Linked DNA regions of Homo sapiens: region 1 is linked to region 2. Evidence: chromatin loops called from intact Hi-C (ENCODE). Cell type or tissue: natural killer cell. All regions are shown on one strand. Each heading gives the region's core, and the rest is flanking DNA. Links, peaks and the distances in the headings are about the cores only.

Region 1 (8,344 bases), core at 225-8,224, 51 kb after region 2:
GGTAAAAAAAAAAAAAGGAAATTAGCACCTCTGTTGCTTCTAAAAATAACTTAAAAAAATTTCCCCTAACATTTGACACCTTTGATGTGTCTTAGTTTTGCTATGTGATCTTGAAAATTTTTGTCTCCTTTCCATTTCAGTGAACACATAGCACATAAAAGATAGGCAGTTATATAAACAGTTAGTGTAACTGGCCTTTTTTAAAAAAGAGGGTCATTTTCAACATATTTAGAGAGTACTGATGAAAATAATTGTTTGTGTGTGTTTTAGAAATAGTAACCAAAATTCTCAATATTAGAGCAATTCTTCTTTTGGAAAATTGCCAAGGAATTGTTGTTAGAAATGCTACATTATAATATTTTGACTGGTAAAACATTTGTAAGCTGACCCATTTAACCTGTTCCCACTAAATGTGATGTTGAAAGTACTGAAGATACGAGACCAGGAAACTTATCAGCAGGATGATGCGAAGATTAAAGTTAGGAAAGAAGCTTCCCTCCTAAAAGGTGATCTTTTAGGTGACAGTTTAATGATTTATTATATTTTATGGTTTTACATGATTTCTGCATTTGCCCTATTCTACTTTATTTTGTGGCATATGCAAAATAAAAACAAGAACTTTTAGAACAAAATTCCATTGTTCTGTTGGAAAGGAGCTACTGGGAAGCCCAGCTATCTGTAATCTCCTCCCTCCCCTTTCCTACCTCAACACACACATTCGGAAATAATGTATTATTTAAAGACTTAGGTGGGAGATGATTTTTTAAACAGTGATTGATTAGTGTGTGTTCAGTCCACTGCCCACAACTTTGACATAACATTTAATCATGAAAACTGATGTTTGTCAATCAAGAGTCTGTGTGATATGGCATTAAAAAAACATCAATTTGGGAGCCTGGCTCTAGCTGTGTAACTTTAGACAAGTTTTTACATATCATTGAGCTTTATTTCTTTCACAAAAATAACAGAATTACCTCCCAAGGTTATGAGCATTAAATGCTTATGCAATGCATTTACCTATAGCATGGTACATGGAACAGTCCTCATATTAATGACCTGAGATAAATCAAGAAAAAGCTTTAATAGCTCTTGTCTTACACTGGATAATCTCTATTATCCAACTGGGTAAGTGAGGTGATGAAAGTGATTTTTGTGACTTGCATACCAGTTATACAAATTCATTCAGATCGTTTTGTTTTGTTCTGTTGTCACATTTTTCCTTTGATAATCCAGAATGGCTGTCTTGATTCTAGAATAAGCCAATAAACTTGTGACTCAGGATTTTAAAAATCTGGTGGACTTATGCCGTAAGGGAGCATTTTCCTTTAACATTTGTTTCGACATAGTTTGCCCTGGCGTTGTTCAGTTTTTTTGGAGTACCACTAATTTCTCCCATACCTATGAGCAGGTAGTATGAATTTTCCATTCTGGGAGAGACTCTATTGTAGCTAAACTGCCTGTATTCAAGGATGCCTTACCTCATTTTATTCTTTGCTGTGTACATATTGTATAAGATTCTTGTCAAAGTCCATCTTTTCATAGCAGAAATTGCCCTTTATGATTTTTTAAAATTCTTTGAGTTATATGGAATCTGCATGTTTAAAACACTTACCTGTCTGGTAGTGACTACTCTGATATTTATTAATCTACTTAGTTTGTAAGTAAAGTAAACATTTACATCTGGTTAAAATTTACTATACCCCCCCCCAAAAAAAAACTACCTGTTTGTTTACCTCATAACTGATTCTGTTTACATATACCCACACATACACAACCCACCAATACTATTAAGCTTTTAATGTGGACATTCCAATAAGAAAACAGATCATTCTCATTGACTCTTACTTTTTGAGATGTATGGCCAAATTGTAATTTATCCTGGCTACAAAAAGAAGAATCTAGGCAAAGACTAAAGAAAGCCAATTGTCATGACACAGTTACACTAGGATTAGACTTTGTTAAAAAATAACTCCACAAGGATTTGCAATGGAATTTCAAACATTATCTTGGGGAATTCTGGAGAAAAGACCATTTTACTTAGACCTTTATGTTTTTGATGGTGCTGTGCAAGAGAGAAGCCAGGATTTTTTCAGAAACACTCAAATACTGGCCAGACGCAGTGGCGCATGCCTGCAATCACAACACTCTGGGAAGCCAAGGCAGAAAGATCGCTTGAGCCCAGGAGTTTGAGACTAGCCTGGGCAACATAGGGAGACCCCGTTTCTATTAAAAAAATAGCTGGGTGTTGTGGTGCCTGCCTGTGGTCCCATCTACTCAGGAGGCTGAGTTGGGAAGATCACTTGAGCCTGGGAGGTGGGGGCTGCAGTGAGTTGTGATCTTGCCACTGCACTGTAGCCTGGGTGACAGAGTAAGACCCTGTCTCAAAAAAAAAGAAAAAGAAAACAAACTTGTTTCAGCTGTAGGTCTAATACAGTGATCATTTAGAAGATAACTATCAATCTATATATAATATACATTTTTTATCCAAGCGTTAATTGAAATGAGACTTTCATTATGACTTAGTAATAAATTCTAAGTAGTTTATCTATAGGATCCTGTACTGGTAGTGGTTAAACTTGTGGACTCTAGAGTCAGATTGCTTGGGTTCAGATTTCAGCTTTTTCTGGCTGGGTGACTAGTATGTGTCAATAATATATAGCCTAGTGTTGTGGGGATTGAGTGGATAAAGCCATATGACGTCCTTAACATAGTAGCTGCTTCCGTCATCACTACATTAGGGGTACCACTGTATTCTATTTTATAGTTTATTATATTGAAAGACTCCCAAAGACAGAGACTAGAGAACACTTTTTACACAGCGCTGTAGTGAGTTTTTTTAGTTGAAAGTACATTGACCAGACACTTGAATCCTTTTTTCCCCTTAATTAAACCACATGTTTATCTATGTGACATTTATAGCAGGTACATAATCCATAAAAATGAGGATATTAGAGAACAAACGCCATTGGGAAGTGTAAGGAGGCTAATAGAGACAAGTATGTTTTCTTGGCACGGAGGTTAACATCCAAACATACTTGGCACGAAGATTAACATCCAAAGCAGCATCTTTGCATGTTAACCTCCATGCCAAGAAAACATTACTTGCCTTAGTCTTGAATACAATGTAAAGATAACACTGCCTAACATCTTGTACAGCTCTTTGTAGTTTACAGTCTTTTCTGTATACACTTGGATTCTTACAAGTCACTGTATGATAGAGATCGTATTTTTCCCGTTTTCTATAGTATAATGTTATCTTGAATTTATTACTAAGTGACTAGGAGACCTGTATTAGAATCTTTCACCTGTGATAGATTTGTAGGGCAAGCTTACAAAGGCATCCAGAGTAATTACTGTTCAAAGTAACCTAGCTGAATTACTAAATAAGTCTAGATTCCAGTTCTGATTTAGTAACACTCTTTTAGAGTATCAACTAGAGGATAATTTGTCTTTTAGCTGTTCGTTAATTTCCTCATTAATCTTGACGACACTTGATTTGTTTGTTTATATTTTAAGGGATGATGGGATAATGCAGAACAGTATAAGGATTTGCTATATCATTTGAGCTAATGCATTGAAATATTTTAAGTTTTTGGAATGGTAATAATGTAGATTTTTTTTTCTTTGAAAATGTGCCAGTAACAATGAAAGAAACTGAGGAAATTGCCAGGGAACAATCCCCACATGCACAAAACCTGTAGGCCCAGATAGTTTCGTGAGTGAGTGATTTTCAACTTTACCAGCCCGGGCAACATAGTAAGACTCTATCTCTACAAAAAATTTAAAAATTAGCATGATGTGGCAGCCTGTACCTCTGATCTCAGCTGCTTGGGAAGCGGAAGTGGGAGGATCTCAAGCCTAGGAGGTAGAGGCTACAGTGAGCCATGATTGTGCCACTGCACTCTAGCCTGGAGTCTCACTGACAGAGACCCTGTCTTAAAAATTTAATGAACTAATTTAAACAGTTTCGGTTCAGAGAGAGTTTCCTAATTCAGTTTTACAAAACTGACATAACACTGATACCAAAACCTGGCAGAATTTGCATACACACATATAAACACTAGGCTAATCTAAAAATTTATGTGCTGTTTAATAATTAATGAACACTTATTGTCTCTTACCCTTGCCAGGCCCTGCACGTGATATGCATTTTATATTTTCATCTTTAAAAGCCTGTATGGTGTGACAACTCTTGTTATCCCCATTTTACAAGTAAGGAAAACATGTATAATGAGGAATCTCAAAGAGGTTGAAGGAATGCATGTTACCCAGAAACACACAACTGTAAAGTGCCACTTGTATTGAAATTGACTGACCTGAGAGAGCCCAAACTCTTAACCATTATGCTAGGGTATAAGAGAGAAAAAGAACCATAAAGGAAAAAGAGAATATGGAAGACTATTAAGTAAATTGTCTTTTATACTGATTATATCTAGGATTAGTGCGATTTTTTACTTTTTCCCAAATACATTTATGTATAACATTTTTAAGAACTAGACTCATGTACTACACCTGTAGTCAGTAAAACTATGATGTTCTTATAATTTAGACCAATGTGTTGAGCAGTGGGTACTACAACTACATAAACTTTTCTGCCTGGTTGCTAAAACTGCTTTTTATTTTATAATAAGGAATAGGTCCCTGGGCGCAATGGCTCATGTCTGTAATCCCAGCACTTTGGGAGGCTGAGGCAGATGGACTGCTTAAGCCCAGGAGTTTGAGACCAGCCTGGGCAACATGACAAAACCCCATCTCTACAAAAAACACAAAAATTAGCTGGGTGTGGTGGCACATGCCTGTTCTCCCAGCTATTCATGTCGCTGAGGTGGAAAGATTGCTTGAGCCCCAGAGGTCAAGGCTGCAATGAGCTGTGATTGTGCCACTGTACTACAGCCTGGGCAACGGAGCAAGACCCTGTCTAAAAAAAAAAAAAAAAAGAATATAGAAAGTGTTTACAGGGAGCTTGAGTTAATCAACAGAAATATTTGGAGCTGTTTTAGTGGCATATTTTTTTAAAGTATGTGGAGAATTTGGCTATGAAGAATTCTTCACAGAAAACTTTGTACTGGGCTTTGGAAATCTATTGTACAATCCTAGCTTGCTTTGTGTAATACATCAATTCCTGAAATCATTTAAAATACACTTTGGAATTTAGAAATAGTAGAAACCATTGAGGAGGGGCACTATATGGAAAGGAAGCAATGATGTTTCATACTCTTGGAATATAAATATGTTCTGTATTATTTATTCCCAAAGATAATTATTAAAAATGTGCCATGGGGATTTGTTGAAAGGATTTCAACTTTTCACTTTGTTCACCAGTCACCCTAATTTTTTGTGTGTGTTTATCCATGTAGATGTACTGTGTGTAGCGATTTCCTTTAATTTTATCATGGTTTATATGAGGTAATGAAGGAATACCATCATAGTATTTTGAAGATGTTTTGAAGTTTTGTTTCTCCCATCAGATGGACCTCTGCTTTTTAAACTTCTTATTGAAGTGTAGCATTAATATAAAAATGTATGTCGGTAATAAGCATGCAGTTTATGAATTTTCACAAAGTGAACACACATATGTATCAACATTTGCTTTTAGTTGAAGCTAAATGTTGTTGCTAAGTGTGGATGGTTAAGGTTTGTTCACCTATGTTTTGAAAAGACTATTCTCATTAAAAATAAAACAAAATCAAATCCCAACAAAGCTTAAAGGTTAAAGAAAGCAAAAGAAATAATAAATAAAGCAAAAAATAATTAATAAACAAAAAGGACAAGGCATGGTGGCTCACACCTATAATCCCAGCACTTTGGGAGGCCGAGGCAGGAGAGGATTGCTTGAGCCTAGGAGTTTGCGACCAGCCTGGGCAACATAGAGAGACCTCATCTCTACAAAAAAAAAAAAATTAGCCAGACATGGTGGCATACGCCTATAGTCCCAGCTACTTGGGAGACTGAGGCAGGAGGATTGCATGAGCCCAGGAGTTCACAGATGCAGTGAGCTGTGATCACGCCACTGCACTCCAGCGAGGCGACAGAGCAAGACCCTGTCTCAAAAAAATAAAAACAAAACCATGCCTGTCCATGTGAGATTGTAGTAAGTCAGTTTTTGAGAGTGTTTATTTCTATCCGTATCAAATATTGAAGGGCTTTAATCATCAAAACATTTTATTTATTGCTTACTATATGCCATGCATTATCACAAATGATTTATTTACACATTATTCTTACAACAATTCCAGAAGATACTATTATTCTTATTTTGAATAGATGTAGGAACTAAAGCTTAGAGAGGCTGGATAACTTGCATGAGTTCAAATACCCAGGCCATGGTGGAGTCCTACCTTAAATAAGAACCTGAGTTTTTACTGTTACACCCTGTTCACCATGTGTGTATGTAGTGCATTTGCTGCATGGTAAGGTACTGTCAGATCGTGTTGTAATAGAGTAAGGTGCTGGGTTTTTGTTTTTTAAATCAAATGTAAAAGGAAGTGATTTCAAGAATAATTCAGAAGTCCTCAAAGCAGTGTCTTCATAGGATAAGGCTTTGGGGCCTCAGTCTGATTTGAAGGCTGGGCACAGGGATTTGTCTCAAAGATGTGTTTTCATAGCAAGTGCAGTGTTTAATTTGTGTGCTTATTGGACAGGCTTTGGAGTCAGGGGAGCTGTTGAAGACTGTGGGAGGAGTAAGGCACCAGACCCCTCTTGGTGTTTTCTTGCCTTGATGCAAAGATGTTGCGTGAACTACTCGAAGGTGTGCTCATTTTGCACCTGTCTTTAAAAAGTAGTGTCTGCTTTGGAAAAATGCTAGAGACTAAATTTAACTTGCTTTTTGTTTTGGGAAAATATTTTGTAGGTATTTCATTTTAAGCTATTTTAGAGAGGATTTTGATGGGATGTTTCACAATCACCATATACCAGATTGAGTTCTGCTATTAGAGAAACTTGGTAAACAAGTTATATGAAAGTTCTTGTGCTTTTTGATACCCAAAAACTTGATGAACAAAATTATTAATGAAGTTGGAATAATGATTCATGGTTTCTGAAATATCCACATAGGACCTTGGATTGTGGTATGTGGAACAAGCAAGCCTAGTTAGGGGAGTCACATAATGTCCTGCTTACATTGGTCGCTTTCCTTCTCTTTTTAACTTGATGGTATTGCCACATACGTGATCAACCACAAGTGGAAACTATATCGTGGACAATGTTGAAATTTGGGGAACTGTGACTCTCTTCTGCTAAAACTTGGTTTGAATTTTATTATTGCTCCAAAAATGTTTGCTGAAATTTTGCTTTCAACATATATCCTAAATTTATCTATAATTAATAGAAAGGGGAAATCTCTTTGGAGCTGTTAAGACCTTCAAGAAAGTTATGAAACAATTGAAAATTACTTTATCACTGCAGTAATTTGCTTCTAGATATTGAAGCTTTGGAAACCCTGATCTTTGATAGATTTTAGTTCCAGGAGATCTTCCCTCTCTTGTTCCCATGGTTTGTGGTTTATTTTGGTTCTGTTCAAAAACCAAAGGGGAAAATAATCTGCAAGTGACAAATAGCAAAAGATCTAATAATATAAAAATGTAATTGTTTGAATTACTAATATCCCAGATCTTAGCAAGAATAATTAGAGCTGACTCAACTTAGGGAATGCAGTTTTGAATGTTGTCATTCTTCAGAGCGGTGGTCCTGAAGCCTGGATGCAAATTGGACCCACCTGGGGAGCTTTAATATTAGGCTCTGGTCACACCCCCAGATAGTCTGATTTATTTTATCCCATGTGGGGTCAAATATTGATATTCTTAAATGTTTCCCACTGTACAGCGAAAATTGATAAGCACCAGTAGAATTTAATTAGATTTCATGATGCAAATAAAAGAAAAGATGCTTAATCTAATTATTTAAATGATGAGAGTTTTTAGAAGTGTTTGGAAGGTTTGGAAGGTCATTTTTTAAAGTAGCAGCCAGTCAAATGGAATGTAATGTTTTTGTTAAGGCATCAAAGAAGCATTGAAACCTTCATTTCTTTTTTTTTTTCTTTGAGATGAAATCTTGCTCTATCACCCAGGTTGGAGTGCAGTGGCATAATCTGGGCTCATTGCAGCCTCTGCCTACCAGATTCAAGCTTCTCATGCCTCAGGCTCCTGAGTAGCTAGGATTACAGGTGCACACCACCACACCCAGCTAATTTTTTTATTTTTTAGTAGAGATGAGGTTTCTTCATGTTGGCCAGGCTGGTCTCGAACTCCTGACCTCAGGTGATCCACCCGCTTCGGCCTCCCAAAGTGCTGGGGTTACAGGTGTGAGCCACTGCACCCGGCCAACACCTTCATTTCTTAAAAGTAGG
Region 2 (8,344 bases), core at 99-8,098:
GTCTTCATAAAGCTCCTTCAGGGGTACATTCCTGGTTACAGGCTACTGAAGTAAAAGATACATTATTTTTAATATTGAATTTAAAATTTAATTATGAGAGATAAAATATGTCTATACAAACAACTTGAGATTGCAGTCAGCATATTACCTGGGAGCTTTATAAAGAATATAATCATACCATCAATTCTTGGTTATTTTTAATATCAGAGGAAACAGTAATACCCAGAATAATACCTGCAATAGAACCTTGAATTTGTCTATATCAAGTCATAGGGGCCAAGTCATGTCTTTAAAGATATTTCAATGTTTACGAAAATCCTGATATGCTACATTTTTCCCCTCAGTGAGCAGTTTTAGGAAAGTCACTCATTCATGTCTCTGAATTTCTGCTGAGTTTTGGGCCTTGTCCTAGGTGATGGGAATATAGTGCAGACAAAAGCCATGGCCCCTTTTGCCTTTGATAAGCCCCTGAAAATACATAGACTGTTGCCTAAGAGGCCTGCTTTTTGTGGGTGGTAAAAAGTACCACCTAGTTACCTGTCCGTGCAGAAGTGGGAAAGAGGATTTGGTTTAACAAAGCTAGTGATAGAGCATAGAAAATTAACTGTGTTTTACGTTTAAGCTCACATGTAGAAATTCTACACAATTCTTGGAACCTGGGATTATATTTTTGAGAGGCATTAACATCAACAAAATAAATTCTGCATGATTGAAAGATTCATAACACTCAATCTCAGTCTTCTGAATTTTATTTTTCTATTTAAATAGTGGGGAACATTGATTTTGGTCATTTGCCATTTTAATGGTGTGATCTTTTCTTTTTCCATCTCTGATAGTCATAGCATGTTAGCTCCCGACCTATGGGGCGGATTCAAACAAAGCTTTTTTTAGCCTAAGTTTCCTAGATATGGAAATTAGAGTATTCTGTATTTTTGTACTAGAAGTTTTGAGATTTGAGTTCAAAGGGAAGAGGTAACAGTAAAAAGGAAAAATGAGCCCTAGCACAATAAATTCTTTTTATAAATTCTGTTTTGGTGGAGGAAATAAATAGTATCTGAAATTTAGTTGGCATTTAAATTCATTCAGTTGACTCAATCTCTCTCAGCTAATAGTTCAAATATACATGTTGACAATTCCATGAGCAGCCATGAAAGCTTTATATAAGGTATATACTGACTTGATCCATATCTAATTTTATAAATAAACATACCCACAGTATGTACATTTCATATACCTAAACTAGATTTATTTCTTCCTTCCTCCCTTCCTCCCTTCCTTTCTTTCTTTCTGTTCTGGGGTACATGTGCAGAACTTGGATATTTGTTACAAAATGTGGAGGTCTGACACAGAGTCTTGCTTGGTCACCCAGGCTGGAGTGCAGTGGTGCAACCTCGGCTCACTGCAACCTCCACCTCCCAGGTTCAAGCGATTCTCCTGCCTCAGCCTCCTGAGTAGCTGAGATTACAGGTGTCTGCCACCACACCTGGCTAATATCCGTATTTTTAGTAGAGACGGTTTCACCATGTTGGCCAGCCTGGTCTCGAACTCCTGAACTTCAGTGATCCACCTGCCTTGGCCTCCCAAAGTGCTGGGATTACAAGCGTGAGCCAACGTGCCTGGCCTAGATTTCTTTTTGTTAAAATCAGTTTTATTGAGGTATGGTTTATATGCAGTACAATTTGCCCTATTTAGTTTTATAGCTCTATGAATTTTGACAATGTACATAAGTCATATACCGGTACCACAGTCAAGATACAGAATATTTCTGTCACCCTCAACAGTTCCTTGTCTTCCTTTGTAGTCAACCCCCTCCCCTCATTTCCAGCCCCTAGAACTGATAGGATTTCTGTGCCTTCTGTTTTGCCTTTTCCATTATGTCACATATAAATGGAATCATACAGAGTCATGGAGTCAGTCTTATTTTGTTCAGCCTAATGCTTTTAGGTTCATCCATGTTGTCACATATATCAGAAATTCAGACCTTTTTTGTTGCTGAGTAGCATTCCATTATATGGATATACTATACCATTCCATTACATGGATTTATCCATTCACACATTGATGGACATTATTTGGGTTTTCAATATTTGGTGAATGATAAAACTGCTATATATATTTGCATAGAAGTTTTAAAATAGACACATATCTTCATTTCTCTTGGGTAAATGCCTAGGAATGGGATTACTGGATCATGTGATAAGTGTATGTTTATAGAAACTGCTAAACTATCTTCCGAAGTGGCTAAACTTTTGCATTCCCACCAGCAATATATGAGAGTTGTAGTCGCTCCATGTTCTCATCAACACTTGGTATTATTGGTGGTTTTTGTTTTGTTTTGTTGTGGTGGTGTCACATTAATTTGCATTTCCCTATTGAGTATTGATGTTGAGATATTTTCATGTACTTTTTTTGCCATCTGTATGACTTCTTTAGTGAAGTGTCTATTCAGATTTGACCATTTAAAAAACTGGATTGTTTTCCTATTTTTGAGTTGTGAAAGTGCTTTATGTAGTCTGGATAGCAGTGTGTGGACTTATTTTAATCCTCATAATCTGTGTGGTAGATACTATTAGGCTAAATGATAGATAAATAAGTTATGATGCAGGATTGTTAAGTAATTGCCCAAGATTACATAGCTAATAGGTAGCAGAGCTGGGATTGAAACCCAAGTAGATTGACTAGAACCTGTGTCAAACTGTTTGCCTTTTTTTTTCTCTTTGATCCTCTCATATGCAGAGATTGACTTATTGGGGCTGTAAATAGAACAAGGATCCAGTTCCTGTAGGTGATAGAATAATGCTAATAGGGATACCCCTGGGCAGAGGGATAATATATTGTAATGGCAGCTCTGGAGTCATCTCCTTAGGAACAGCTAAGATATTTGTTTCTGTTGAAGAGGTGTAATTATTTTCCCTTTAATTCTCTTCACATTACTGGTGGCCAGAGTACTTCCTTTAAATTATGTTTGGAATATTTGCCATTATTAAGTAATGAGGTGCATTATATAAATGGATTTTCTCAATAGCAGAAGCTTATCCTTTTAGATACCTGTTCTACATAAAACATCTCACACACTTGATGTTACACACTTTGGCTTTCGAAGGCCTGTCTTAAACTAATGCTGACTTGGAGACACTTAGTGTATGGTAATATACTTAGGGAATATTACAACTTACTGACCTTATATAATGGCTTCATATCTGAATACTTTTAAAGTTATGTTTATTTTTAGTTTTGTAAGGTGGGTTTTTTTAATGTCATTATCAGCTATTTCACTTTTTCTGACATCCTTTTATAATACTGTTGCCCTCTTTTACCTGTTACAGTTTTTATTTCTAATTAGCCAAAAGAAGATAATCAAATTGTTAGGTTTACATTCATGTTATCTAAAATAAATTTCAGATATGGAAAATTACCTGGGGGGAACTTTCCAGGGAACAAGTGAATCTCCCGTGACTGCTCAGCGGACCTTGTTTCTTGGTGCATGGGCTCTGAATAGTCATTTTGTGTAAGTGAACTAAAGTAAGCTAAATATGACATTTGACAGGAGAAAACATGGTCTATATTTCTTTTTAATAAATTTTTAATTAACAGTTTGTAAAACCATGGAGATTATTTTTCAGTAAAAGGATAAACCAAGCAATCTTCAGTGTAAGGAATAAATAGACAGCAGGCAGAAAGTTGGTTCACAATCATTGCTGTTTTGCAGCATTTTGTAAAGTTCCTAAGTCAGTGACAGCTTGTGCTCTCAACTATGCCTCTGGTAAGCCAGAATAAACTCCCAACTAATTAACTAAAGGGAGAAAACCTTGCTAAATCCTATTTACTTTTTGTAAGATACCAGGACGAAGGCTATCTATTGAGTTGCATTTATCATTTCAAGCGCTTTGGAAGTACTTAGTGCTTTCAAGCCATTTTGATTAATTTAAGCTCTTAGAATAAATTAATAAGTATTCACCCAGAGGCCAGAATAAGTAGGTGTAGTAATATTTCAGTGGCTTGGGCACTTTGTCAGATGTATTCTGACTTGGAAGGCAGAGCTTCACTGGCCACAGTTGTCCCCTTAGGTTGGCCTTGCCACAATTGCAGTGGAGCTGTAGCAGGGTGCCTGGCACAAGAGGCTTGAAATACATGTAGAAAATTTTGCTTGAAAGGTAAGTCAAACTGTAGCTATCATTTGGAAGTAGTAGAGTTATGAACTATGATCGTACCAATACTTTTTTAAAAGGGTTTTATCAAGCTTGCAGTTTATTTAAAATCATTTTGCTTTGTTGGACTTTAAATTCCTAACATTGGAGTGTGGGTTTTTAAAAATTCTGTAAACCAGTTTAATTCACACTTATTTTTCCACTGAACTTTGAATTTTCTAGTGGATTTTATCTGTTTAGTGAACTTACAGATCTGCATCTGGCTTTGTAGTTTGCTAGCCTTTCCAGACTACATAGCAATATATCTCTTTCATATGAGGGTTAATGAGTAGCCAGATTACACTCACCAGTCCATTGTTACATTAAGAGCCACAGAGTTTGCTATCTCCCTTCCATCCCCTTTCATACTTTTTTCCTTTCACAGTTTTATTTGATATAGTAAAGCAACTTTTAAAAATTGAGATTTTTATATTTTAAAACAATATATAGTTTTTAATTTTGCTCCCTTGTAGGTTCTTACTCTATTTTATTGTTAGTTTTAAATTATGGCAATTAATATGAGCTTAGTAATGGTCTAATCAAGGTAGATCTTGCTCCTTGCCTCTTCATCCCCACTTTCCTATACCGTTTTTACCTGCAGATTTGCATGTTTGACCTAGCAGAATAATTGGGTCCACAGCAACATGGGCGTGCCTCCCTTAGAAACACTTGGTTTCATGTATGACTCATAAGCTGAAGCACAGACACCACTTCCCCAATCTACAGGAGCCATTTTAACAGCTAAAACTTGTCGGATTGCTTTTTATTTTCAAGCTCAAAAGACGATAGAGAAAGAATACTTGAAGGTAACTTGTTACAATTTTGTATGTTTGCTTCTGGCTTTTTCTTGAGCTGATAAACAGAGGGTGGTTCTTACCTGTTGAAGAACATGGCTGAATGTGTTCTTTAACCCTCTGATAAAATGTGTGTGGTCAGTCACATGCCTGATTGAACTTAATTGCTAGGGGGAAACAAAGCACTGAAATTCTGGAAAGTTTTAGATCTTCTTGCTAAAGCATTTTGTATGTCTTTGTGATTTTTTTTCTATGTAATTTAAGAATAAAAGAGGTTTTTTGTTTGTTTATTTGTTTTTAAGTACCACAAAGCAAACTAAGGTCAAATTTTAATTTAAAAAACCTAATTGTATTTTTTGGGGTAGTTGAAGTTACAGTTAAGTAAACCGTATTATTCCTGTGTGATATAGATGTTAAATATCCAGGGGCAGTGGCTTTGTTTTGGCATTTTAGCTAAGGGTGAAGTTTTGGGACAACTCAGCCATAGGTGTTGCTCATTGACTGTTATTTATTTATTTTTTTCTCCCTCTCTGTTTTTTAAAGTTAATGAAATTATATTAAATGTTTCATTTTGGAAACCCAATGGAAATTTAAATGAATTGTTATTTAGATAATAAGTAAAAATGAATATTAGATTATTTAGATAACAAGTAAAAGTGAATATTAAATAGAGGAAGAAAGACTAGAATGATTCATTTACTATTAGAAAAAAATGAAGTTTTATAATTCACACTGAAAACTTGTTCTGAGTAACAACCTTAGAAGTAAAGCTGTCTTCTAAGGAAACGTAGTTATTTCAATTTTGTGTAAAAAGAAAAAGTGATGAGTATTGGCCTTCCTTTTGTATTACTGTTCTTAAAATTTGCCTGCCTTGAATTAAAAACCTTCTGTAAATGAAAAGATTGCTCAGTCTTTTCCTGAAGTACTTGTCATTGTAGTTATGAGATTTTGGCTGGCAAGTATACATCCTACTGTGCCTTAAAGTTCTAGGTGCTCTGTAAAGATGAGTGCAGTAGTATTTTATTTCTGAAACATATTTATGAAGATAAAATTGGAATATGCAGTGATTCCAAAAAATAAAGTTTTTGGATATAAAACTTGCCAAATCATTTCTTGTTGACCAAAATGATATTTAGCTAGTTCTTTGAGAATTTGCTATGCACTTACTAAGTGCTTGAAGGCCTGTCAGATTAAAGGGAAGAGACAAAGGCAATCAGTTATTATTTCTTACTCTTTTGTAAGGATTGTTGATATTAACAGATCTCAATTTTGCGGTCTTACAAGAAAGACACAGCGGACATTTTACCAATTCAGCTGAGCCATTTGCTATCATCTTTGTTTGCATATTGCTGGTTTAGTCAGCCTTTGAGTAAGCAAAAGCTGTATTTACTTCTAGTCTGGTCTGTGTGAAAAATCTAATGAAGACTTTTCTATTTTTTTTTTTAACTTTTTTAAGGTGGTGATCCATAAGAGAAAAATCAAGAGGCACACAAATAAGCGGCATAATTAAGATCTTATTTATTAAAGAGAAGTAGAGGAATTTGGTTTCTTAAATTTAAGAAGCTGGTACAGTTAAAGTAGTATAGATATTGTTTATGTATTTTCTTACGTGATAGAGACTGAAGTGGAGTTTCAAGGAGAAGGGAGAAGGGGGGGTAAAAAGAAGAGAACCAAGAAAAGACCAGAACAATTTATTAAGTATTTCCCTCTCCACGTTTTTCCTTCCATAAGATTGAATGTAAGTTTGAACTGACCCATCAGAATTAAATTTAGAATTAGTGATTTATAGAACTTTAGTGCTGAAAGTGACTGAAGATTGTCCAACTGCCTCACTTTTATAGATGAAGAAACAGTGGCCCACAGAGGTCCTGTGATTTGCTTGAGGTCATGCAGTACCTAATGGCAGGGCTTCGCAGTCTGGAACTGCTTGTGCCAGTCACAAGTGATGCTTTGTTTGAAATGCTCTATATTTCCTTAAGAGTAAATAAAACCTTAATTAAGATGTTTGGTGATAATCTTGGTGATAAGTTGCAACCAAATGGATCAACCAATGATTTTGAAAATGTAGTTTTCTTTTTCATCAGAAAGATGATGCATTCATTTTATTTCTACAACAACTTTTTGTTTTTCACTGTTAGAATTTTTTTGTTCATGACTGCTTATTTTAAGATGGCTTTAGATGGAAATATGAAGAGGTGGGAATTAAATTTGAGCTTCTAGATACAAAGACAGTTTTATTTCTGCTTTAGTTTTAGCTCATATATATATATATATATATATATATATATATATTTTTTTTTTTTTTTTTTTTTTTTTTTTTTTTTTGAGACGGAGTTTCACTCTTGTTGCCCATGCTGGAGTGCAATGGTGCAATCTCGGCTCACTGCAACTTCCGTCTCCCGGGTTCAAGCAATTCTCCTGCCTCAGCCTCCCAAGTAGCTGGGATTACAGGCATGCGCCACCACGCCCAGCTAATTTTGTATTTTTAGTAGAGACAGGGTTTCTCCATGTTGGTTAGGCTGGTCCTGAACTCCCGACCTTGGGTGATCCGCTCACCTCGGCCTCCCAAAGTCCTGTGATTACAGGCACAAGCCACCGTGCCCATCCTTGCCTCATATTCTTTTAGGAGGGCAAATATTGTTTAATGTGATACCTTGTTATACTAAAATATGTGTATGTGTAAAACTTTGCATGTGACTTTACAAAATCCAGAGGTGTCTAAGCTTTAACATTACACTTATCTTAAATTTGACCTTATTATAAGATAGTAATCTCATTTTATTTATCTTTGTCACATCTTCTCCTCCTCCTTTGAAATAAGAGAATTGTTTGGTATATACAAAATCTTTTGTCTGTTAACTTTTTGGTGTGTTTTATTGGGGTGGTTGGAAATTCTCTAGGTCTGAAATTCAGATTTTTAATGGTTTATGCATAACTGCTGAATCTCCTAAATTTCTGAGTGCCCTAACTCAATTCGGTGCGAAATCGTCCACAGTGTGGCCATCATTGTCCTAAAAAACAAAAAGCACAAAAGGCTAGGAACATGGGCTTTATCTTCATAAACTTAAATTCCTGTTGGGAAAACAGGGCTTGTTAACAAGTGAAGTAAAGAACAGAACCAACCACTGACTAGGTAAATTCAGATTCAGATTGCCTAGAGATAAAAGATGACTGAAAGAATACTCAGGAGAGTTTATCTTGAAGGAATGATGAATGCTGAACGTTGAATAGCATTTACCTATGTTAAGAAGAGTGTCTTCGTCAATAAGAATAAGAATATACGCTGTTTGAGAGGAGAAAGGTTTTATTCTGTTTTTCTGTCTTTTTCAACCTTTGACAAAGTACCAAGCACATATGAGTAGA

What was found. Peaks named below come from ENCODE experiments on the same cell type or tissue, not always from the same donor. Only the 100,000 strongest peaks of a DNase experiment are listed, where the experiment ranks them.
Region 1: a loop joins it to region 2, with 2.2 times the contacts of the local background. A loop is called at or near these places in 15 of 110 quality-filtered maps.

Annotation. Positions count from the first base shown.
Region 1 is chr13:40,965,315-40,973,658 of GRCh38, reverse strand. All of the region lies in intron 2 of ELF1 (E74 like ETS transcription factor 1), which reads left to right. Among named protein-coding and RNA genes, the nearest start is that of ELF1, 50 kb to the left of the region's middle. In natural killer cell, for the core only: no CTCF peak of the experiment used is centred there; a DNase peak (open chromatin) is centred at 3,848; H3K27ac peaks cover 1,247 bases.
Region 2 is chr13:41,015,877-41,024,220 of GRCh38, reverse strand. It overlaps ELF1 (E74 like ETS transcription factor 1), which reads left to right and starts at 4,905. Exons shown (of 9, transcript NM_172373.4): 1 at 4,905-4,993. RefSeq lists an enhancer at 4,911-5,020. In natural killer cell, for the core only: no CTCF peak of the experiment used is centred there; DNase peaks (open chromatin) are centred at 4,870, 5,930, 6,280 and 6,870; H3K4me3 peaks cover 3,319 bases; H3K27ac peaks cover 3,639 bases.